Linked DNA regions of Homo sapiens: regions 1, 2, 3 and 5 are each linked to region 4. The links are chromatin loops, found by intact Hi-C in ENCODE. Cell type or tissue: mammary epithelial cell. All regions are shown on one strand. Region 1 overlaps QSER1 (glutamine and serine rich 1). Region 2 has its middle 8.5 kb from the start of QSER1. Region 3 has its middle 15 kb from the start of CCDC73. Region 4 overlaps TCP11L1 (t-complex 11 like 1). Region 5 overlaps QSER1 (glutamine and serine rich 1).

Region 1 (5,000 bases), 88 kb after region 4:
TTTCTTTATATCCTTAACTTCAATTATTGTCACTTATAAATAAAGGTGATTTGCTAACACATGCATTTGTGAACACAGATGCCAAAAATTATACATGTAAGTTAATGCACAACCAAGAGTATACACTGTTCATTTGTGCAGTTATGCGTCAAATGCGACTGACACAGAAGCAGTTATCCTGGGATATTTCACTCTATATGAAAAGCATCTTGGAGAAATAGATTGAAATACAGTTTAAAACAAAAATTGTATTCTACAAATACAATAAAATTTGCAACTTGCACATCTGAAGCAACATTTGAGAAAGCTGCTTCAATAACCCTGCTGTTATATTGGTTTTATAGGTATATCTCCAAAGTCATGGGTTGGGATATAGCTGCTTTAAAGAAAATAAATATGTATATTAAAAGGAAAATCACACTTTAAAAATGTGAGGAAAGCTTTGAAAACAGTCTTAATGCATGAGTCCATCTACATATTTTCAAGTTTTGGAAACAGAAAGAAGTTTAGAATTTTCAAAGTAATCTGAAAACTTTCTAAGCCATTTTAAAATAAGATTTTTTTCCCCATCTTTCCAATGTTTCCTATTTGATAGTGTAATACAGAAATGGGCAGTTTCTAGTGTCAACTTAACTGTGCTAATTCATAAGTCATTATACATTTATGACTTAAGAGTTCAAATAAGTGGAAATTGGGTTATAATGAAAATGACAAGGGGGCCCCTTCAGCAGCCACTCATCTGAACTAGTAATAAACACCAACACAAAATGATTTTTTATATTAAATTTTTTTTAGATCTCTAAAGGTAGGAAAATCCAATCTTTCTTAAAAATACTTTCCTGGGTTGTGGCAACATGTGCTTTACCTCTTTAACTCTACCTAAAACCTAAAGTTATTTCTATAGTATAAATTTCAAACTCCCTGGCAAGGAATGTAAATGCTAACCAGCTAGGTATTTATAGTCATGCGCCGCATTACAACTTTTCAAAGACAGACCGCGTATTTGACAGTGGTCCCGTAAGATTATAATACCATATTCTTACTGTATGTTTTCTATGTCTAGATACACAAATACCATTGTGTTACAACTGCCTACAGTATTCAGTACAGTAACATGCTGTACAGGTTTACCATATAGCCTGGGTACGTTGTGGGCTATGCCACCTAGGTTTGTGTAAGTACACTAGGATGTTCGCACAACGGAATTGCCTAACAATGCATTTCTCAGAATGTATCCCTGCTGTTAAGCAACGCATGACTGTATTTAACTTCATACAAAGCGATAACTCATGGACGGCTGTCATAATAACATTTCCACTTTTCTCTAAGGCCTGAGGTTGACATCTTTGCCTATGCTCTATGGATCAAATGAGAGAAGATGATGCATCTACACAATAGGGTCTCTTTGAGGCAGTATCATAGACTTGGCCTCCCATATTATGAAAACCTTTGTTGTACTAAAATGAATACAACTGCAAGCAGTTTGAGGGCAACTGCAGTGCCAAAGGAAATGGGTTATTTTCTATGGGAAATGTAAGATTCATCTTAAGGAAACATCTTTGTTTGCCACGAGGCATATCATGAAGAAAATGTGGCTAGTGAATTCAAACATCGATTCCAAGAGCTACCTAAATTAAGGTGGCTTTAAAAAATATTTAAATTATCAATGATTTAGGAACGTAGGCTGGAAGAGTAATATAAAGATGTATATTTACAATGCCACATTAGGAAATGTAGTTCCCTACTCTGCACTTTGGAAACGAAAGACATCAATTCTGTCCAGAGTCAATACTATCATATGGCTGCTTCCTACTCCTCTCCACTTGGAAAATTCATTTTATGATGCTCCCACTGTTGATACTCTGCATCTCTCATATGAGTTAGGCAAAATGAATCTAATAGGTTACTTTTGTTTTCAAAATAAACCACCCAAACAGGTTTTTTAAAACTTTCAAAAATGGAACATTTAACCCTTGAGAGAAACTTCCATTACTGAGTACCTAGTCTAATGGCAAGTACAGTATTAAGGATTATTGCTTTTAATAAGATAACCATCAGAAATAAATATGTAAGCTTAACTCAAATACTCATTTTTCACCCAATGCTACAATGTTTTATTCTCAAATCAAATCACATTACCTTCAATTCTTTGCCAGTTTACTGAGGTTTTAAGTATAAAAAGTTGGCCTGTTAACTCAAAAGCAAGACAATAGCAATATCCGCGTGTCTTATTTGGGCATTGAGCAGTAACACTGCTTTCTTGATAGGATTTAAGGCACTAAATGGTGGTAAAATAAACAAAAGGATGATGATTAACTTCTTTAGAATCCTAAAAAAGGAGATAGTTTAGAATGACACTAGTACATCTTTTTCTCAAACAAATAAGGCATCCTGTTGGCAAACACAAATAAAACACAAGGTCATGTTGAACCTAATACATTCACTGTCTCAGCTAAACTACTTGAAACGCTACCTATCAAACCTAAGAAAGCTACAATAGTGTGTATAAAGGCTGGAAAGGCACCAAAAGGAGAGCTCTACAACTTCCAGTTCTAAGAGTTAAGGAAGCTGTGTTTAACACTGCAAATAGTCTAATTATCAGTTTTATTCTTCAAAATGTAAATGTAGTTAGATTTTTACCTCAACAAGTTAATCAAGTGCTAGTTTAGTAAGAAGTTTATTTTATGAATTAGAAAATTACTGCAGTGTCTAACACAGCCCTATTTATAAAGCTAAACTAATTCTAGTACTGAATGCATATTCTGGATAACACTGAAGCAAATCTGTATGAAAAAAATGGTTACCTCAAGATAGAATTCACATTAGAAATTCAACATATAACTAAGATTTACTGAAAATAACAAAAGGTGTTGTAGAGATATATCAAACGTAATTATAACCACAACATTTTCCTTGTGAAAAATACAACTATCAGTGAAATAAAATGTACAATTGAAAATTTTCCAAAGGAAAAAACAGTATAAACGAAAATACTTTTCTTTGCGATAGGGAAAATAGTATGTCATTGTTTTTTTATCACAATATAATTTGACACAAAAAGCAGTCAGAGAATTGCACCAATTCCACATCCAGTTTCCTGAACATGTTAAGAGTAAAAGGAGTCTGTAAAGCAGAATAGTTTCCAAATTTTATATTTTAAATTGATGATATTCTTATACAGGATGTCACACCACACCAGACCTCTTTACATAATGTACAGTATTTCTGGTTTTGTGGCCAGATGTGAGTACAAACATATGGTTTCTGCCACTTCTCTGTCATTCTGGTGTTTAGCCGGAGTCAGAAAAAAAAAATCGTTACTTTAAGTGTTACTTCTCTAGCAATAAAAAAAAATTATACTTAGTGCATGCTTCATCATTTGTCAAAAAATGTTTCTGAAAATATGACTCAAGTTACCCAATGGTTTACAAAATAGAAAAATCATTCATTAGGGTAAAAATGTGGTGGGATTTAGGTCCATTTCCAGAGGACTAACTTCGTTCCTAAAGGCCGCACCACTGTCCTTCAGCAGAGGTGGTAATGACAGTTCCATGATGGAAGCGGCCGGCCTGCAGAAGGCCACTACTTGACATCTGATTATCTTTGACCACCCCATATCTGCCATTTCATTAGTGCTATAAAAAGATGGGATTTTTGTGGAAAAGTCAGGAACATTTCTGCTGTACATGATTTAGAAGTTCTCCAAATTTTTCAAAGAGGTCCTCCACCCATTTTACATTTTTCATACAAAGTTGAACAATTTCCTCCTGTCCTAAATCTTCATTTTTTTTCTGCACCGAAGAAATCTAAAAAAAGAAAATCGCCAAATTAGCTTATACTTATCACATCATATTTAAGTTCAACTACAAGTACTGGTATTTTATTTTTTTCTTAATCCTATCCATGGAGAATGATTATTTCAGCTAAATTTGGGTGAGATCTCATCCTCTCATCTTTGGCTCCAAGGTGGCAGAAAGGAAGGCTAGAAAAAGTACTTCAGACTTTCTCCATTTCTTCCAATTACGTTAAAAGTCAAATGACAAATTTTGGAGTCGATTCTGCATTTTAGAGCATTGTAAAAACAGTGAACCTATGTTGCATCACCATCTTTGCTTTCTCTTTTGCTATATAAAGGTTAGATTTATGAGCATCTTTCCATACCAGACTACTGTCAAACACATTAGATATAGCCTTGGACCCTTTATAATGAAAAGAAGTGATAGTGCTGGTCAAATAAGGTAGTATTGTCTACAACCATTTAGCATGGCTGTGGAAATTAATGCTTATATCCCATCCATGAGGTGATATTTTGTCATGTATAATCTCTGAACAACTTAAAAGCTACAATTAAATTTTAACTTTCAGTTTTTCATGCCAAGGCACAAAACCCCACTTCTCTGCAATTAAGTGGGATAAGGCCATTCTAAGTAATAAGTAAGGCAGTGAGATGTCAAAGCAGTGACTGAAGTGAATTAAAGCAAGATCATCATACACTGTGAGAGAACAAAATGCAATAAAACATCATTTATTATGGCGATGTAAAGCAAGCACCAACAGCTTCAAAACATTACCAATTATAGCTCCTACAAGAGGTGGTGAGGCTCGGGTAAATCTGAGCACAAAACATAGCAGAGAGACTCAGAACAATAAATCAAGTCATTATTTACAGAATACATAGACAAAATACATACACACATGTATTTCACAACTCTCTTTAAAACACTCCAAAATACTATGGCTAGAGTCTCCTTAACATTCTGAAAAACATTTTTTTTAAGTAAATGAGAAGAAATTACCTCATCCTTACATATCAGATAAACATGGTACTTATAATGATGGAGTGAATGATACAAAGAATACAACTGTATTTTCTCTGGATCGACAGCAAACTCCTATAAAAAGAAAAAAGTTTATAGATACATTTCATGGAGTATCTGAGCTAAGAACACTTTGAGGAAAATACTAGATCAAAAGTCTCAATGGCAATGTTGAAAATGACA
Region 2 (5,000 bases), 180 kb after region 4:
ACTGATACATATTGACAATGTATGTCTTAGGTCCTGTGCTAAGGGCTTTATGTGGAATTGTCACAATCCTCCTAAGATCCTTAAGATGTGGATATTTTTTATTATTAATCCGTTTTACAGGAAATTGAAGCTTAGTGAAATTAAGTAACTTTCCCAACATTGTACAAGCTAATATAAGACAGTGATGCAGGCAGGGCCTGGTGGCTCACGCGTGTAGTCCCAGCACTTGGGGAGGCCCAGGTGGGCGGATTGATTGAGCCCATGAGTTCGAGACCAGCCAAGGCAACATGGCAAAACCTGTCTCTACAAAAAATACAACAAGTAGCTGGGTGTGGTGGCGTGTGCCTGTATACCAGCTACTTGGGAGGCTGCAGCAGAAGGATTACCTGAGCCTGGGAGGCAGAGGTTACAGTGAGCTGTGATGTTGCCATTGCACTCTAGCCTGGGCAAGAGTGAGACTGTCTCCAAACAAAAAAACAAACAAAAAACCACAATGATGCAAGTGGAGCTTCAAATCAGCAATTTGACTCCAAACCAAATAGGCTTGGTTAAAGGAGTTACTGCCAGATTTCTCCTCTAAAGAGTTACTACATTTTACTTTGTAATCAATAAGTATTTCGTGGATACTTGAATATTGTGTAAATTCCTGAGGCCGGTGCAGTGGCTCACTCCTGTAACCTCAGCACTTTGGGAGGCCGAGGCGGGCGGATCACCTGAGGTCAGGAGTTCGAGACCACCCCGGCCAACATAGTGAAACCCCATGTCTACTAAAAATACAAAAATTAGCCGGGCATAGTGGCGGGCACCTGTAATCCCAGCTACTCAGGAGGCTGAAGCAGGAGAATTGCTTGAACCCGGGAGGCGGAGGTTGCAGTGAGCTAAGATCACGCCATTGCACTCCAGCCTGGGCAGTAAGAGTGAGAATCTGTCTAAAAAAAAAAAAAATTCTCAAGGCATCATTCTTTCACCTCTGCTTTAAGCATATGTATTACTGAAACAAGCATGTTCCGTAATCCCCCTCGAAGGACGTGCGACAGGGGTGTGGCTTGCCTATTTGATTGCCACCACTGCTCAAACCCCTGATGGGAGGGGGAGCACGCAGACAGGCAGGTGCAGGAGCGCAAGTGGGTGTGTGTTACCGTGTGCCCTTTTAGCCTTGCCGTCTGCAGACAGCTTGAGTGTTAGCCAGCTCAATGGACCCTCTGCCTTTCTGCAAGAGCAGAGGGCCAGTGTGACAGCTTTCTGTATCCTGAGCTCTTGTCCAGCGTCCCAGAAGAATGAGGTCACACACAGGCTTGAAGGATGAATGTGGGGTTTTACTGAGTGGCGGAGGTGGCAGTCAGTGGGATGGATGGGGAGCTGGAAGGGAGGATGGAGTGGGAAGATGATCCCCTAAAGTTTGGCCATCCAGCAGCCAAACTCCTCCCTGACTGCCCTCAGTTGAACTCCTCTTGGCGTTCAGACATTCCTCCTCTTCTCTCTTTCCCTGCTGTGCTGTGCCACAGCTCATCTGCTTGTCTCCTTGTCTCCTCGTCTGCTTGTCTGCTCATCTGCTTCTGGAGCCTGGGGTTCCAGGTTTATATGGGTAAGAGATAGGGGGCATGGTGGGCCAAAAGGCAATGTTTTGGGCATGAAAACAGGAATGCCTGTCTCCATTTAGGGCCATGGTCTACAGGCTTGAAGGTGGGGCCTTTGCCAGGGAACCACCCTCTTCTACGCAGAATTTCCCGATCTCCCTGTCTCCTGTTCATATCATTAGTTTCCTATGGCTGCTGCAACAAATGACCTCAAACTAGGTGACAACAGAAATTCATTATCTCACAGTTCTGAAGACTGGAAGTCTGAAATCAAGGAGTTGGCAGGGTCATGCTCCCTCTAGAGGCTCTGCTATACACATACAGAGGACCAACTGTAGTGATTTTTCTAACTTCATCATTCCTTCTACATCATTAGTTATCATTCTTCAAGAAGGATTGTTCCTCATCCCTGTTAAAAAGAAAAGCCTCAGACAAATTAAATTTAATAGAGTTTAATTGAGCAAAAAATAACTTGGATTGGGCAGCCCCTGGATCAGAATAGGTTCAGAGAGGCTCCAGCACAGCTGTTTGGTGGAAGAAGATTTACAGACGGGAAAAGGAAGGTGATATACAGAAAATGGAAGTGAGTATTGATATCATTTGGCTCTGTGTCCCCACACAAATCTCATGTTGCATTGTAATTCCCAGTGTTGGGGGAGGGACCTAGTGGTAGGTGATTGGATCATGGGGGCGGGTTTCCTCCTTGTTATTCTTGTGATAGTGAGTTTTCACGAGATCTGGTTGTTTAAAAGTGTGTAGCACTTCACCCTTTACTCTCTCTGTCTTAAGCTGCCATGTGAAGAATTGCTTGTTTCCCCTTTGCCTTCTCCCACAATTGTAAGTTTCCTAAGGCCTCTGAAGCTTTGCCTCCTTTACAGCCTGCAGAACTGTGAGTCAATTAAACCTCTTTTCTTGATAAATTACCCAGTCTCAGGTAGTTCTTTATAGCAGTGTGAGAACAGACTAATACAAGTATAAAAACAGCTGATTGGTTACGGCTCAGTGTTTGCCTTATTTGAACATGGTTTGAACAGTTGGCCACCCTTGGTTGGCTAAAACTCAGTGATTGGCACAAGAATAGGTACAGTCTGTTTACACATCCAGTTAGGTTATAGTTCACCATGTACGGAGAAATTTTTAGGCTGACCTTAAAATATGTAAGGCGGCAGCTTTAGGCTAAACTTAATTTAACATTCCTTGTTTATTTATATCAATATGTACTCATGGATTTTTATTTTATTTAGCAGATTTGTAAAGGATTAACTCAGCAGGTGTGGGTTGTTCAAACCCTGTACATTGCAAAGAAAAGTTTGGCCCTTGCCTAGTTTCAAGGCTCTTAATAAAGAGTATTTTTGTTTAGTTAAGGCCTTGGGCCACACCAGATCATTCATGCTAACAATGCGATTTATAGTGGGCACTTTGGGCCACATAATATCAGCTTGACCTCTAGAGGGACTGGAGAATTCAGGTCAGCCATAGGAGCAATTACTATGACTATGCAATTGACCCCCAATAAAAACCCTGGACACCAAGGCTTAGGTGGGCTTCTGATTGACAATACTTCACGTGTGTTGTCACATAGTATTAATGTCCGCACAGCTCCACTGAAAGAGGACACTGGAAGCCTGCATCTGGTCTTTCTTGGACTCTGCACTATGTGCATTTTCATATTGTTGATTTTAATTTGCATCCTTTTACCATAATGAATCATAACCACGAGTATAACAATGTGTCTGAGTTCTTTGAGTTCTTGTAGCAAATCATTGAAATTGAGGGTGGTCTTAGGGGTCCCCAACCATAGGATTATAATCCATTACCACATTTGTTTATTTTGATGTTCAAATAGTCCCAGATTTGGACCATCATCCAAACATATAAGTACTTTAGTATACTTTCTCACAATAGGGAGCCATGAGAACATTTTAAGCAGGAGGATGAGTTGATCAAAGCTATGGAAAACATTCTCTTGCCCTTCCTAATGTCCCACTCTAGTCTACATCTTCAGCCTGGTTGGAACTGGTATGCCAAAAGACCCTTTATAGATTTATACACACATACTACACACACACACATACACACACACACACACTAAGAAAAGAAAAAAAAAACATTTCATTACCTAGGACAGTCTCATTGTACACCTGTTGTCCCAGTTGTTTGAAAACACAGCTTGAGGCAAATATTTTTCAGAGGGTTTGCCTCCAGAGGACTGAGCCCCAAACTAAGGGTGGTAGAGCATGTATCCTCAAGCCTCAGCTTCTCTTTGCTACAGCCTGGCCTAAGACACCAAAGCACACTCTGCCCTCTGCACAGCTGGTTTATATCCTCCCCCTTCCCTTAGGTACTTCTCTGTTCCCTTTATCGCAAAGCCCCAGATACGGTGGTGATAAAGGAAGGTTGTTGGGAGAGATCTAGACTTCACTTAATTATCATGCATGTTAATTTTTTTTTTTTTTTTGAGACAGGGTCTTGCTCTGTTGCCCAGGCTGGTGCAGTGGTGTGATCTTGGCTCACTGCATACTCCACCTCCCAGGTTCAAGCAATTCTCATGCCTCAGCCTCCCAAATAGCTGGGATTGCAGGTGTGCACTACCACACCTGGCTAATTTTTGTATTTTTAGTAGAGACGAGGTTTCACCATGTTGGCCAGGCTGTATGTTAGTTTTAGTATATGTAGTCTAACTGATATAGTTTGGCTATATGTCCCCACCCAAATCTCATGTGGAATTTTATTCCCCATGTGTCAGGGGAGGGACCTGGTGGGAGGTGACTGGATCATGGGGGTGGATTTCCCCCATGCTGTTCTCTTGATAGTGAGTGAGTTCTCATGAGATCCGATGGTATAAAAGTGTGGCACTTCCCCACTTGCTCTCCCTGTCTCTCCTGCTGCCATGTGAGATGTGCCTTGCTTCCCATTCCCCTTCTGCCATGATTGTAACTTTCCTGAGGCCTCCCAGCGATGCAGAACTGTGTGTCAATTAAACCTCTTTTTTTTTTTTAAGATGGAGTCTTGCTTTGTCACCCAGGCTGGAGTGCAGTGGTGCAATCTCGGCTCACTGCAACCTCTGCCTCCTGGGTTCAAGCAATTCTCCTGCCTCAGCCTCCTGAGTAGCTGGGATTACAGGTGCGTGCCACCACACTGGGCTAATTTTTGTATTTTTATTAGAGACAGGGTTTCACCATGTTGGTCAGGCTGGTCTCAAACTCCTGACCTCGTGATCTGCCTGCCTCGGCCTCCCAAAGTGCTGGGATTACATGCATGAGCCACTGCACCCAGCCACCTCTTTTCTTTATAAATTACTCAGTCTCAGGTAGTTCTTTATAGCATTGTGAAAACAGACTAATACACTAGCTAAACATGTCATTGCTTAATATCAGGTTAAATTTTGTCGCAGGGATTTTTCTGTTTCTTAAGATCCAAAAA
Region 3 (5,000 bases), 260 kb after region 4:
ATGATATGCCGGCTCCCCCCTTTGCCTTCTGACATAATATAAGTTTCCTGAGGCCTCACCTGAAGCAGATGCTGGTGCCATGCTGCTTGGATAGCCTGCCTAACCATGAACCAAATAAACCTCTTTTCTATATAAATTACCCAGTCTAAGGTATTCCTTTACAGCAATGCAAACAGACTAACACACACCTAATGGCATGCAATACAGTACTGAAAACAAATATGCTAAGGCAGTATGCATCAATGTATATAACAATTCTTAACAAATGAAATATTGAGTGAAAATGAAAGTTAGGAACATGTATGTTTATTATGTTTGAAGCATGCACAAAACTAAACAATGTCTTGATTAGGAGTACATTCACATGCAATAAAACTATAAGGATAAGCAAAGAAATGATAGAAAAGAAATTTCAGGAGAGTGACTAGTTAACTTCTGAGCAAGGGAGAGAAGATGTAATCAGGGAAAGATAAAGAAGAGGCTCCAATGTTATGCTTTATTTCCTAAAATAATAGGTTGTGGGTACATCTAGGTGTGTGTGTGCATCACATAAAGTAGTAAATCAAATCTCAGAAGAGGTTTTTTTTTTTTGTTGTTGTTGTTGTTTTGAGACAGAGTCTTGCTCTGTCACTGTCCCATGTAGCTGGGATTATAAGGGCATGCCACTGTGCCACCATGCCCGGCTAATTTTTGCATTCTTAGTAGAGATGGGGTTTCACCATGATGGCCAGGCTGGTCTCAAACTCCTGACTTCAAGTGATCCACCCGCCTCGGCCTCCCAAAGTGCTGGGATTATAAGTGTGAGCCACTGTGCCTGGCCTCAGAAGAGTTTTAATGAAGTAAGGATGCTGGGAGAGGAATGAGTTAACAGGGAATTGGGGTTGTGTAGAAGTATAAAATGGAGAAGGGGGGAGTTAAAGAAAGACTTGACTTAAGGATTGTATCCAAAGTTGGCCATTGCTAAGATAGTGGCTCTATTTCTTTCCATTTGAATCCTACAAAAAGAAAATTGAGAAACGTTACATATTTTCTCTTATTATTCTATATTAGGGGTTTCTACTCCTCAGGGCATAGAAACTAAAAGGGTGAAAACTATAATAAAGTAATTTCCTTTTTCCCTCTTTAAAGGGCGTGCTGAATTAGAAAGAGCACTGGTTTAAGAGTCAGGAACCCAATTTACTAGTTTTGCTCTGTTTTAATTAATCGTGTGACTTTGGGTAAATAATTTAGCCTAATTGAACCTCAGTTTCCTAAAAAGATGATTTCTAAAGCTTAGCTTTAAGTTCAGTTATTCCAATGAGTTAGAGAGTCTCTCAACCAAAAAGCAAGTAGTCATGTACATTTATCATTTTAATAAAGATATATTCTATTAATTTGGAAAAGCTGAAGACAGTATTAATTTTCCTCCCACAGTCTTAATGAAGAAATAAAGAAACTAATTTTCCATTACCATTCAAGGGGCAATCCACTCCTTCACAGATTGTGAAATTAATGTAACAGATCCAACCAACTGAACAATCTATGCATCTTTCTTCCCCTCTCCAATTCCAAGCCTTGGAACTGTATTTTACATTAAAAAGTTTAAAAGTTAACTAAAAATTAATGCAGTTTTAAGACTGCAGCTTACATATAATATAATGAAGTTAGAGCAAAATATCTGCAGTGTCCAGTATCTTTGAGTAAGTAACATTTATTATTACCTATGTCTGAAGCACAGCAGATGTTGTGATCTTTACTAATTATAATTTCCCTAATTAAAATAACTTGTACCTACGATGCATGCTTTTCCTAAGTTATTCAGGATGGTAAGCAGATATTAAATCATTTATCTTTACAACATATCAATGAAGCTAGTAGGAGCAAGTATTGTTCTCATTATTTAAAGGAGAAGATTAAAAGTCAAGGATTAGGTCATGATCACACAGTAATTTTTTTGTCATGAACATTAAGACGAGAACCAAAGAAATGTATATATTCCTCCCCCATCCACCTTCCTTCCTATTTAGGGGCAATTCTCTGTTGTGTTTAACTCTTGTGGGATGCAGGGTCTGCCTTCCACTACTGAAACCAAAGAGCGGGGATGTTTCTTTTCCCTGGCTTGTTGCAGCAAGGGTAAGGGCACATTATCTAGGCTCCAGGATCTGGAAACTCCAACTCAGGGATTGACACAGATGCAGAAAGAATTTAGGAATTACTTGTAATGCTCAAGACAGCAAGTCTACAGTCCAGTCCTGTGTGTGACCCCTCTCCGCCCCCTAGCGTCCTAACCAGACTCTTCCTCTATTATTGTCTAGGTTGTGTCTCTTGCTACTTAGGCTCCTTTAGCTTCTGCCATTTTCTGGATCTACTCCTCCATGCTTCTTATTTTGTGAGCTCACAATATCCTTCCAATAAATTCTCTTCTGCTTATGTTAGCCAGAGCTGATTTCAGTTGCTTGCACACAAGAACACAGGTTCCCTTAACCTTACTTCTGTTGAAGGCATCATATTTTATCCCTAAATTGTCCTGGATGCTTATGATGTTTAAGTTTTGCATTACATTTAAACGTTTCTCTACCATATTAGTTGAAGTTTAGCTGCAAAATCATAATGAGCTTGTAAATATGGCCTTTAGGAGAATGTCAAACACATATTTTTTACTGGGCCTAATTAATAAGGTTAAAATGGAATTCTATCTATTATATGCTGCAAGAAAAAGCAAGATACAGGACAGTATGTATAGAATGATTTTAATTTTATAGACCTATATGTGAATAGAAAAAAGTACTGGCAGAATAGATAATGAAAATATTAATAGGAATAATGTCTGAGTAGTAGGATTATAAATTAGAGTTCTGTGTGCTTTATTTGGCATTAAACAATTAACATATATTATTTCATAATTATGGAAAACCATAATAATTTAAAAGTTTGTTTCTTAGATAAACTTACGAAGGTAGAAAAATATTTCTTATCTTATAAAAGCAGGAAGAATAGTATTCATCACTTGGCTTCAACAATTATCAATTTATGGCCTTTTTTTTTTTCTTTGAGACGGAGTCTCGCTATGTCTCCTAGGCTGGAGTGCAGTGGCACAATCTCAGCTCACTGCAACCTCTGCCTCCCAGGTTCGAGCGATTCTCCTGCCTTAGCCTCCTGAATAGCTGGGACTACAGGCACATGCCACCACGCCTGGCTAATTTTTGTATTTTTAGTAAAGACTGGGTTTCACCATGTTGGCCAGACTGGTCTCAAACTCCTGACCTCAAGTTATCTGCCCACCTCGGCCTCCCAAAGTTTTGGGATTACAGGTGTGAGCCACCGCGCCCAGCCCACATGGCCTGTCTTGTTTTATCTGATGTGTTCCTTACTCCCCACTCATGCTAAATTATCAGCATAGAAAGACTTTTTTTCTTATAATTGGTTATTCCTTCTTTTCCGTATGTTATTTTCCCTTTTAGGAATTCTTATTCAATGACTTTTTCTCCCACACATCTATTCCTTATTCTGATATTTTTTTTCCTTTATCCTTTCTTTAATTTGGTTAAATTTCTGAGTTTGCCTCCTGATCTACTAATTCTGCTTCCAACTTTGTTGTACACATGCTTTTAATTTTGGGAATCATGTTTTAAATACAATCTTTTCTGTTCTCAAATTGTTTCATTTTTATAAATGTTTATTTTGTTCTCATAAATGCAATTTATTCTTGGATCTTATGGAGAAAAAGAATCAGAAAATTTTCTAAACTTTTCTCTAAACATGCTTTTCTAGTGAATTTATTTTAGAGGGAGCCATTCTTCTGATTATGCTCGGTCAGGGTGGGCAAACTAAAGTTGCCTGTTTTTGTACTAAGTTTTATTGTAATACAGCCACATCCATTCATTTACATAGTACCTGTGGCTACTTTTGCACAATTCAGGCTACAGTAGTTGCTTTCTTGCTACAGTGCAGGACAGAGTTGTGACAGAGGATGTATGGCAGGGGTGTCCAATCTTTTGGCTTCCCTGGGTCACACTGGAACAAGAAGAATTATCTTGGACCATACATAAAACACACTAACACTAACAATAGCTGCTGAGCTAAAAAAAAAAAGTTGCCAAAAAAAAATCCCATAATGTCATAAGAAAGTTTATGAATTTGTGTTGGGCTGCATTCAAAGCTGTCCTGGGCCACATGCAGCCCACAAGCCATGGGTTGGACAAACTTTATGTATGGCATGCAAAACCTAAATATTTACTATCTGGCCCTTTCTAGAAAATATTTGTTGGCCTCATTTCTAGGTAGCTCTTACTCTTGAATTTCAGAATGTTTTCCATGGGTCTAGAGATTTTCCTTTATTTCCTTTCATTATCAGCAGGGGTTAGTGGTGCAGGCCGAAAGAGTGAGGGTCGTGATCAATTCAGTATACCACTGGAAGCTATACGAGTAAACAGCAAATTGTTTTCATAAATGCAGGATGTTGGCAAACTGACAAACTGCGTCCACTGCCCAGAAGGAATGCTGAGGGCAGTCACACCCAAAGTGCAGTGCTTCTTGTGATTAGGCATATTTGAAGCCTGTTAGCAATAATGTGAACCTGTGATCAATCAAACAGCTGACCAATCGTTACCTCCTCCTCCCTGCTCTTTCTACCCAATAAATAGGAAGGGCTGTAGAAGCTCAGGGTGGCTGCTCTTGCTCACTAGAAGCAGGGAGCCCTCTTCTTCTTCCCTGGACCCCTTCTTAAAAACAGATTATTTTGTCTTAAGTTTTCATTTCTGCATTCGTCTTCCTTCACTCAGACCCATAGTAGCAGTGGCAAACCGCGGCAGGTTAGTACCAGAATCAAACAGATGCTTTTTCAAATTCTGTCTGCCTGGGGCCCATGTCAGACCTATCAGATCAGAATTCTTAACTGTGCCGGCCTTTTTGCTCACATAATCCTGAGTAAGAATTTTCTAACCATTTTGCCTTTAAGGCCAGCTCTGTGATTTGGACCTGGGGAGGCTAACCACCTGAAAGAAGTCTATTTGGAAGACTTT
Region 4 (5,000 bases):
TCAGGAGTTCTAGGTCAGGAGTTCAAGACCAGCCTGGCCAACATGGTGAAACCCCATCTCTACTAAAAATACAAAAAGATTAGCTGGGCATGGTGATAGGTGCCTGTAATCCCAGCTACTCAGGAGACTGTGGTAGGAGAATCACTTGAATCCAGGAAGTGGACGCCGAGATCACGTCATTGCACTCCAGCCTGGGCAACAAGAGTGAAACTCCATCACAAAAAAATAAAAAAATATATAAAAATTAAAAAATTTTTAAAAAATAAAAGAATAACGAAAAGTGAAATCCTAAAGTTAAAAAAAAAGAGTACCTGGATACCCTGGGTCCCCCAGGCTCTCCCAGGGTGCCTGTGGGGAGCCCCCATGCTGGCAGGCATGCTGTGAGAAGGTAACTGCCTCTGTTGTGGGTCTAGATCCTTTGTATGTAGAATTACTGGGGGGCATGGGAGCAAGCCCTGGCACTCACCATTGGCACCAGCTCTGTGCCCACCCCTGGAGGACCAGGGAGGATATGGGAGTGCAAGGCTGGGCTCCCAAGAAAGCACTGACCTGGATCCCACCCTCAGCGGGAGCTTTGACAGAGTAGTTCTCCAGGCAGGGGACCTAGGTGACAGCCCAGAGCTGTACCTGTGCAAAGGCCTCAGGCTAGGCCCTCAGCTGAGCAAACAAGTTTCCTGGCCTCTCAGCAAACTAGTTTGACTGTCAAAACTGTTGAGGCCCTAGTCACAACTTACGGACACGCCCCACACTGCACTGAACACAGCCATGCTTTGTGAAAATTCAGCAGTAAAATTCCTCCATTTTGTAAGGATGAGAATGTTTAGGGGGTACTTCCCTTGAAGAAGTCTCTGAATTGGACCTTGTTAGATAGAGCATTTACTTAGAACCACTCAAAGATATTCTATAGGCTGGAAACCATAGAAGTCACCCAACATGACTCCATGGTAGGAGCGGTCACTGAAGCCTGCACGCGTGCAGATGCGGACTCGTGCTGGGTAAGAAAATGATGCATTACACTGAGCACAGAACGCCTACAGGGAACAAGCAAGGGCAGAACACTTCAACCACATACATGCAGCTCTGCAGGAATATAGCTGGTTTCTCTCATGACCTTCCTCTAGGGCTCTGCTTTTCACTGTTAGTCGGTTATGAAAGCAATTCAGTGGGTAGCAACCAATTTTTTTTTTTAATGGAATAAGAATAGAGTAGAAACAATCAGGCTGCATTAAACACAGTTAGGGTCAGTTCCAGTTTGAGAAGTTTTCGTTTCTGTTACACGTGTGTTAAGTGTGTACTAGGTCACAATGGAAAATGAATTTCTTACTGCAGGTCCTAGTCACAAACATTTTTGTCCCAATTAATGTCTCTGGGTTCCAGTTTCTTCATAAGCTCCAGTAAGAGTTTAATACATTTGAATGGCTTTGGGAGAGGAATAAAGCACTCAACAAACAAACACAAGAACCTTGGAGGTCAGGAGACAAAGACAACCCCATTAAAGAAGGAAGGGGTCAGACAGCATCCTGCTCCCTGCGTAGGGAGAACAAATGAGTTGATGGCACTCAACACCGAGCCAGGCCCCGGGAGGAGCATGCTAACAGGGAATGGAGGGCCGCGGGACCTCTAAGCCCGGGATCTCCAATTCCTCAAGGCAAGCAACCATTGGTACCAGCGCTCCCCACCCTGCTCATGGCTTACCCCCCAGCCCGAGCCACTTCTTCTCTCGCCTCCTAAATGCTCCCTCACATCTACTATGTGCCCCATGCCAAAATTTAAACTTAAGGGCATAAATCTAATTACGTTCCCCCTCTTGCTTCAAATCCTTCAATGGCTCCCTACTGCTCTTAGGACAATAACCCAACTCCTTGGTGTGGCCTCTAAGGCCCGACAGGCTACTCGGCTAGTCACACACATTTTGAAGCCACTATCCTAGAGCTCTGCTAACCCTGCAGCAGATTCTAACTTTGACCCTATGACCCTAAATAAACTCTGCTGGGGTCTTCGCCAAGTGAACCAACTGAGACAGCAAGGTTTCTTCTCAGTTCCTAGAGAGTGGCCCTGGGCTCTGCCTTACAGTGGGAGACCCCTCTGGGAGACTCCAGTCGGCTCTCTGACATCCACTGCGTCCCATCCACGCATCAAAGTTCCACTTACGGCAGGTGCATATCTGTTAGCAAAATCTTCACAATCATCTTGAGTTTCTCAGCAAAGTCGGCCTGGCTGGAAATTCCTGGCGCTGCCATGCTGAAGGTGACCAGCAACACAGCCCCCAGGATGGTCAGTTGTTCCAGCTGCAACTGGAGCTCGTGGAAGCGAGACTGGTCCATTAAAACTGTCTGTAATGAATAGAAGAGGCCATCGCTGAGCTGCAGGTCCAGGTTGGCCAGCAGAGGGCGGGAGCGCCACAGCCCCCACACCTGCCTCTGCAGCTTCCCTCAGGGTTTGCGCTAGTGTGTCAGAGCTTTGAGGGAGTCTGGTGTGAAATAACCCCTCTATCTCAGAGCCGTTCCTCCTGAGCAAGGATGCAGTATAGCGCCCTCACTAAGAACACAGACAGGCCTGGGTGTAAAGCCAGGCTCCGTGCTTAATACCATGACCTCCCCGGCTGGCCGCGGTGGCTCACGCCTGTAATCCCAGCGCTTTGGGAGGCCGAGGTGGGCAGATCACCTGAGGTCAGGAGTTCAAGACCAGCCTGACCAACATGGTAAAACCCCATCTCTACTAAAAATACAAAACTAGCCGGGTGTGGTGGTGCATGCCTATAATACCAGCTACTCGGGAGGATGAGGCAGGAGAATCTCTTGAACCCAGGAAGCAGAGGTTGCAGTGAGCTGAGATTGCACCTTGGTACTTCAGCCTGGGCAACAAGAGTGAAACTCCTTCTCAAAAAAAAAAATAGCATGACCTCATGCATGCATCCCCAACTTTGTCGGGCCTCTGCAGAATGGGGACTCCCACATCACAGGGCTGTTTTAAAGCTGAAGAAAGATGCTACATATAAAGTGGCTGGCAGAGCCAGCACTCGATAAATAAAAGTTATACTTATTGTTAGGAAGAAAAGTATAATGAGGCACAGACCTAGGGTCACCAACTCCTCCCAGTTTGTCTGGGACTGTCCCAGTTTTCAAATGGAAATTCCCAAGTCCTGTGAACCCTCACTCAGTCCCTAGCAAACTAGGACAGCCAGTCACCCTGTACAGAGCAATGGAAGGCCAGGTGCGATGGTGGGTGCCTGCAGTCCCAGCTACTGGGAGGCTCAGGCAGGAAGATCACTGAGGCCGGAATTTCGAGGCTGCAGTGCACTACGATTATGCCTGTGAATAGCCACTACACTGCAGCTTGGACAACATAGTGAGACTCCATCTTAAAACAACAACAACAAAAATCCCAGAGCAATGGAAGGGAGGACTGCCTTGCAGGCAGAGCCTACACTTATTCATCTTGGTATCCGCTCAGCACCCAGCACAAAGGAAGCTTGTAAGAACTGGCGAGTAAATAAAGAGGAAGAGAAAGAAACAGGAAGCACAGAGAGTAGAAGTGACAGAGAACAATCTAAAGCCTCCCGGAAAGCAAGCACATTCCCATGACTGCCTCCCCCATGTTAAAGACAGTCCTGGGTCCTACCATGCCAGCGCCCCCACCCGTGTGGCTGAGGGAAGGAGAAGGGAAAGGCTGCACAGATGGGAATCTGATCTGAGAGTTTACAGGCTCATCGAATGGACTCTAAGGACCTTTCTTGCTGTCAGAAACTGAGATTTGCCAAGTCAAGACATGAACAATGTGGGTCACAGCCAAGAAGTAAAAACCCTGAGGATTGAGAATCCTCTGCTGATACAAATACAATCCCAAGGACTCATCGTCGGCCTGTTTTCTGACTTCACATGGCTTTGTGGCTTCCCAACAGCAGGACGTGAGTTTAGGATGCAGATTGCCAAGGATCAATTCCTGGAGTAGACAGCTGTCCCCAGGGACCATCACCATCTTCCCCACAGCGTTTCTTTTCTTTTCTTTTCTATTTATTTTTTTTACGAGAGGGTTTATTCATAAGACTGCCAAGTGAGGAGGCTGGAGAACAGGTCTCACATCCCCCTCTCCATAGAGAGGGCTTAGGGATATTTATGGGATGAAGAAGCAGGGGTATCTAAGGCCTGGGGAAGATGATCAGCGGTGGGGAAAAGGGAGGTATTGGATGGTCTCCCACAGCTATTTTTAAATAGACATGTCAGGCTGAGAACTTCCCTCCAGAAGAGAACATGCCACAGTTCAAAGGGAACATTTTCCCATCTCCAATTTGACATTCTCTTTAGAGCTTCCTCCAGCACAAAACGGGGAACTCAGAGGCAAGAGGTGAAACCTTAAGCTCACAACTTCTTGAAAGGAAAAATAAGGAACTTATAAGAAAGATATTTAGAGAAGTATCTGGATCTGAGGCTAGTGATAAGAAGCTCACGTACCCCCCAAAAAGAGAGGGGGAGTCTACATAACAAAACAGCTATTTAGAGAAACACTGGGGGAATCCCTTCTTAGTCATCTTCTTAAAGAGGTCTTGCAGTTAGAAGTATGTATTGTGAAAAACATAAAAAGAAAAAAATATTGTTCAGCATGGAAGGGGAAGAAGTTTCTTTAGATAAAGCTGTGAACAACCACACCTCTGTTGTGGTTTCCATCAAGATGAGTAAAAACAGGAGAAAAATTCAGCAGCACAGACTGGAGCCTCATACATTGCTGGTGGGATGGTAAAATGATGCAGCTGCTTTGGAAATCAGTTTGGCAGTTCCTCAAAATGTTAAACTTAAGAGTCACCATGTAACCCAGCAATTCTAATCCTAGGTACGTAACCAAGAGAGGTAAAAACATATGTCCATGCAAAAACTTGTACTGGAATATTCACAGAAGCATAATTTATAATAACAACCCAAATGTTTGTCAACTGATGAATGAATAAACAAAATGTGGTACATCCATACAGTAAAATATATTATTCAGCCTAAAAAAGAAAGGAG
Region 5 (5,000 bases), 100 kb after region 4:
CAACATAGTAAGACCCAGTCTCTACAAAAAACTTTAAAATTAGCTGGGCATGGTGGTGCATACCTGTAGTCAGTCCTAGCTACTTGGGGGACCGAGGTGAGAAGATTGCTTGTGCCAGAAGTTTGAGGTTACAGTGAATTATGATTACACCATGCACTCCAGCCTGGGTGACAGAGTGAGACCTCTCTCTAAATATACAAAATTTAAAAAGAGCCTGGGCAAGGCTGGATGCGGTGGCTCATGCACGTAATCCCAGCATTTTGGGAGGCCGAGGCGGGTGGATCACGAAGTCAAGCATTCAAGACCAACCTGGCCAACATAGTGAAACCCCATCTCTACTAAAAATACAAAAAAGTAGCCAGGCATGATGGCGGGCGCCTGTAATCCCAGCTACTCGGGAGGCTGAGGCAGGAGAATCGCTTGAACCTGGGAGGCGGTGCAGTGAGCCGAGATCGCGCCACTGCACTCCAGCCTGGACGATAGTGCGAGACTCCGTCTCAAACAAACAAACAAACAGAGCCTGGGCAACATGGAAAAACCTTGTCTCTACTAAAAAATACAAAAAAATTAGCGCCTGTAGTCCCAGATACCCAGGAGGCTGAGGTGAGAGGATCACATGAGCCTGGGATATTGAGGTTGCAGTGAGCCTTGTTTGTACCACTGCACTCCAGCCTGGGTGACAGAGTGAGACCTTGTCTCAAAAAAAGATAAAACAAAATAAAAATTAATAGTCCTTGACGAAGAAGTAATTATTAATTTTATGAAATTTCTATTCTTGAATAGATGTCTTTTTAATATTCTGTGTGATGAAATAGCAGGTACACATAAAGCACTTCTGCATAAATATAATGGGTATGACCAGGAGGAGCACCCATACAGTTGTGTGAGTTACAAGATAAACTAGCCATTCTTTCCCCCAAGAAAACAAGATTTTTATTTGAAAGAATGACTGACAGATACACTATGCCTATCCAGACTTGGGTATTTGGCAGACCTTAATTTATTCTTAAAAATAAATTAAGAGAATCTGCTCATTCAAGGAAAACAACTGATGGTATTTGTTGCCAATGATAAAATTTGAGATTTCAAGTGAAAATTAGAGTTCTGGACATCTTCTATCCCCACTGTGAGTCTGAGCTTCCCAATTTGTAAAGACTTCATTAATGAGATCATTCATAGAATTGATGAGTGCTATTTTTTGATAGTGTAAAATGAAATATCTGACCTTAAGAGCTAGAACCATAAAACTCTTAGAAGAAAATGTAGGAGTAAATATGTCCTTGGATTTGGCAATGGATTCTATGTGAACAAAAGCTGAGTAACAAAAGAAAAAATAAGTAAATTGGGCTTCATCCAAATTTAAAACTTTTGTGCATCAAAGGATATTATCAAGAAAGTGAAAAAGACAACCTACAAAATGGGAGGAAACATTTTCAAATTATGTATCTGATTAAGGGTTTAATATCCAGAATATATTAAAAAACTCCTACAACTTAACAACAAAAAGACAAATAACCCAGTTTAAAATGGGCAAAGGATCTGAATAGACATTTCTCCAAAGAAGATATACAAATGGCCAATAAGGACATAGAAAAAATGCTCAGGACATGGAAAAAATGCTCAACATCATTAGTCACTAGAAAAATTCAAACTGAAACCACAATGAGATACCACTTCACACTTGCTAGGATGACTTTAAAAAGACGCACACACAAACAGAAAATAACAAGTGTTAGCAAAGGATGTGGAAAAATTGGAACCGTCATGCTTTCCTGGTGGGAATATAAAATGGTGTAACCATGTGGAAAACAGTTTGATGGTTCCTCTAAAGGCTAAACATAGGATTATTATGTGACAATAGTAACAATTCTGCTTCAGGTCTATGCCTCCAAAATTGAAAATAGGAACTTAGATACTTGTATGCCAATGTTCATTACACCAATTATTCAGTTAGCCAAAAGGAGGAAATAACCCAAATACCATCAATAAAATGTGGTGTAAACATACAATGGAATATTACTTAGCCATAAAAAGGAATGAAGTTATGATATATGCTTTTACATGGATGAACCTAGAAAACATTTTGCTAAGTGAAAGAAGCCAGACACAGAAGGAAAAATATTGTATAATTCCACCTATATGAGATATTTAGAATGGGCAAAATCACAAATACAAAAAATAGGTTAGAGGTTACCAGTAGCTGGAGGAAAAACAGATTAGAGGTTACCAGTAGCTAGAGAAAAAAGAGAATAAGTAGTTGTTGCTTAATGGTTACAGTTTCTGTTTGGGATGATAAAAGTTTTGGAAATATAGGTGAGGGTTATACAACAGTGTGAATGTAAATAATGCTAATAAATTGTACACTTAAAAATGGTTAAAAAGGCAAATTTATATTTAACCACAGTGTTTTAAAGTGTGAAAAAAATTAATTATTGGAAGATCTATATCACTGAGCTAACTAATATTTTCACATGACCAATGAACAATGTTATAAAACCATGCATGGATGAGAGATATGTAAAGTTAAGACAAACCAATAGATTTTAATGTAATAGCATGAAAACTCAAGAAACTACTACTTGTCAGTATCAGGAGTATCTATGAGTATCTGAGAAGGCAATTGAAATCCTCCTCCTTTTCCTAACTACATACAGGAGGAGTATTTCCATTGCTTTCTCAGTTAAGTACGGATATTCTTGATACTTTAGCCAAAATAACATATAATAACAAACTGAATGTAGAAGCAGATATGCACTTATCTCACTAAATACTGTTAGTTTTGGAAAGTATAGTTGTTTTAAAAAAAACACCTCACATTAATAAGTAATGGGTTCATTTTAAATAAATATTTTAAAACTTTGAATTGGTATTTAGTAAATTTCAATAGATTTAGCACACATAAACCAAAGTATCTGGAATCCTCAATGTGTTTGAAGATTCCATTGGAGTCCTGAAACAAAGAGTCTGAAAATCACCAGCCTATGAATATATGTTTATTATCAATATTTGACTTCTTAAGAGAACTAAATACATTCTTTAGCCTGAGAATGTAAAGCAAGGAACAAAAAGGCCTAAAAATGTTTGCTTAACTATTAGTGACACCTAGTGGTCACTCAAATTACCAAGGGAAGAAAATGTTACCTTGTCATTTGAAGAAACTATAATTGAGAGCAAATTCAGAACAAACGTTTTGATTCTAAGCAGTAGGCAAGACTGCTAACTGCAAAAATTATGTATAATGCCTTCTATGCATATTCAAGGCACTGAATTTCCTTACCTATTCTGATTATATATTTCTTTTTTCTTTTTTTTGAGATGGAGTTTCGCTCTTGTTGCCCAAGGCTGGAGTGCAATAGCGCAATCTTGGCTTACTGAAACCTTTGCCTCTTGGGTTCAAGTGATTCTCCTGCCTCAGCCTCCTGAGTAGCTGGGATTACAGGTGCCTGCCACCACACCTGGCTAATTTTTTTGTATTTTTAGTAGAGACAGGGTTTCACCGTGTTGGCCAGTCTGGTCTCAAACTCCTGACATCAGGCGATCCACCCTCCTCAGCCTCCCAAAGTGCTGGGATTGCAGGCATGAGCCACCATGCCCAGCCTGATGTATATATTTCTAAACAACCATTTACAAATAGCTTTATTTTTTATTATTATTTTTTTAAGCTATGGGGTCTCGCTATGTTGTCTAGGTTGGTCTTGAACTCCTGGGATCAAGCAATCCTTTCTCCTGAGCCTCCCAAGTAGCTGGGTGTGTAGATGTGCACCACTGCACTTGCCCACAAATAGCATTTACAAACAGTACATTTAGACTGGGCACAGTGGCTTATGCCTATAATCCCAGCACTTTGGGAGGCCGAAGTGGGAGGATTGCTTGAGCCCAGGAGTTTGAGATCGGCCTGGGCAACACAGTGAGACCCTGTGTCTACAAAGATTAAAATTTAAAAATTAGCTGGGTGTGGTGGTGCCCACCTGTAGTCCCAGCTACTCAGGAGGCTGAGGTGGGAGGATCACTTGAGCCTGGGAGGTCGAGGCTACAGTGAGTCATGAGTGCACCACTGCAGTCCAGCCTAGACAACAGAGTAGACCTTGACTCAAAAAATAAAAAATAAAAACGGTAAATTTAAAGTAGACTTCAGCACTGAAGAATTTTTTTTATTATGGTTCTATTTCTAATCAGATAATTTCTAAGATAATCTCTCAAGCAATGATACTTGTAATGTCAGAAACCATCCTGGACATCAACTTCAACCATAGCCCCAACAACTAATTCACCATTCAAGTTCTGCCAAAATTACATCCTGAATATCTCAAAACTGTCCCCTCATCTCCATCCCTGCTGCCACTACTTAGGTTCAGACTCAATTTATGCCTGAATTATGTCTTGTAATTCAAATTTAAATTTCACCATATTGTTTCCCCCTTATAAATCCCTCTAAGGACTTTCATTTGTTTACAGGATCACAAGCTTTTTAGCTTTATTATGGCATACAAGGTCTTTCATCATCCCTTCCTCTTTTCTTAAATTCTACTTTATGTTCTAGAAAAATAGGGGCCAGCAACCTTTTTCTGTAAAGGGCTATAGGTAAATATTTTAGATTTTGTCATATGGTCTCTGTAGAACTACTCAAATCTGCCACTGTAGTGGGAAAGCAACTGTATGGAAATATGCAAATGAATCTATGCGGCTGTGTTCCAATAAAACTATAAAAACAGGCTGAGGGTCAGATTCAGTCTGCAAGACATTTGGCAACCTCTGTACTACACTACTAAACCACCTGAAATTTCTTACATATATTGTACACCATGCTTTGTGTGCTGGTATATTCTTATGTATTACAACTATCTCAGTTTTAATTTCTAATATAGTAAATATCAATAGATATACCTACATAAATGCATTTTAGGATCCTCAATAATTTTTAAGAATGTAAAATGGTTCTAAGATCAAGAAGTTTGATAACAAATTATTTCAACCTTTACATTTTATAAAACAAGAAAACT

What was found. Peaks named below come from ENCODE experiments on the same cell type or tissue, not always from the same donor. Only the 100,000 strongest peaks of a DNase experiment are listed, where the experiment ranks them.
Region 1: it touches region 4 in a loop (3-fold over the local background); 101 of 110 quality-filtered maps call a loop at or near these places.
Region 2: a loop joins it to region 4, with 10 times the contacts of the local background. A loop is called at or near these places in 23 of 110 quality-filtered maps.
Region 3: a loop joins it to region 4, with 10 times the contacts of the local background. A loop is called at or near these places in 43 of 110 quality-filtered maps.
Region 5: it touches region 4 in a loop (14-fold over the local background); 107 of 110 quality-filtered maps call a loop at or near these places.

The regions. Positions count from the first base shown.
Region 1 is chr11:32,975,140-32,980,139 of GRCh38, reverse strand. It overlaps QSER1 (glutamine and serine rich 1), which reads right to left. Exons shown (of 13, transcript NM_001076786.3): 12 at 4,797-4,892; 13 at 1-3,806. The coding sequence ends at 3,666. The region is part of intron 2 of LOC105376615 (a long non-coding RNA gene); the gene reads left to right. Among named protein-coding and RNA genes, the nearest start is that of DEPDC7, 38 kb to the left of the region's middle. In mammary epithelial cell, no CTCF peak of the experiment used is centred here; no DNase peak of the experiment used is centred here.
Region 2 is chr11:32,881,852-32,886,851 of GRCh38, reverse strand. No RefSeq gene overlaps it. Among named protein-coding and RNA genes, the nearest start is that of QSER1, 8.5 kb to the left of the region's middle. In mammary epithelial cell, a CTCF peak has its summit at 1,884 (motif pointing left); no DNase peak of the experiment used is centred here.
Region 3 is chr11:32,806,669-32,811,668 of GRCh38, reverse strand. It overlaps a transcript of CCDC73 not described here. Among named protein-coding and RNA genes, the nearest start is that of CCDC73, 15 kb to the right of the region's middle. In mammary epithelial cell, a CTCF peak has its summit at 2,249 (motif pointing left); a DNase peak (open chromatin) is centred at 2,258.
Region 4 is chr11:33,063,163-33,068,162 of GRCh38, reverse strand. It overlaps TCP11L1 (t-complex 11 like 1), which reads right to left. Exons shown (of 10, transcript NM_018393.4): 8 at 2,152-2,333. Among named protein-coding and RNA genes, the nearest start is that of LINC00294, 10 kb to the left of the region's middle. In mammary epithelial cell, a CTCF peak has its summit at 2,388 (motif pointing right); a DNase peak (open chromatin) is centred at 4,702; H3K27ac peaks cover 1,618 bases.
Region 5 is chr11:32,958,873-32,963,872 of GRCh38, reverse strand. All of the region lies in intron 8 of QSER1 (glutamine and serine rich 1), which reads right to left. All of the region lies in intron 2 of LOC105376615 (a long non-coding RNA gene), which reads left to right. Among named protein-coding and RNA genes, the nearest start is that of DEPDC7, 55 kb to the left of the region's middle. In mammary epithelial cell, a CTCF peak has its summit at 3,099 (motif pointing left); no DNase peak of the experiment used is centred here.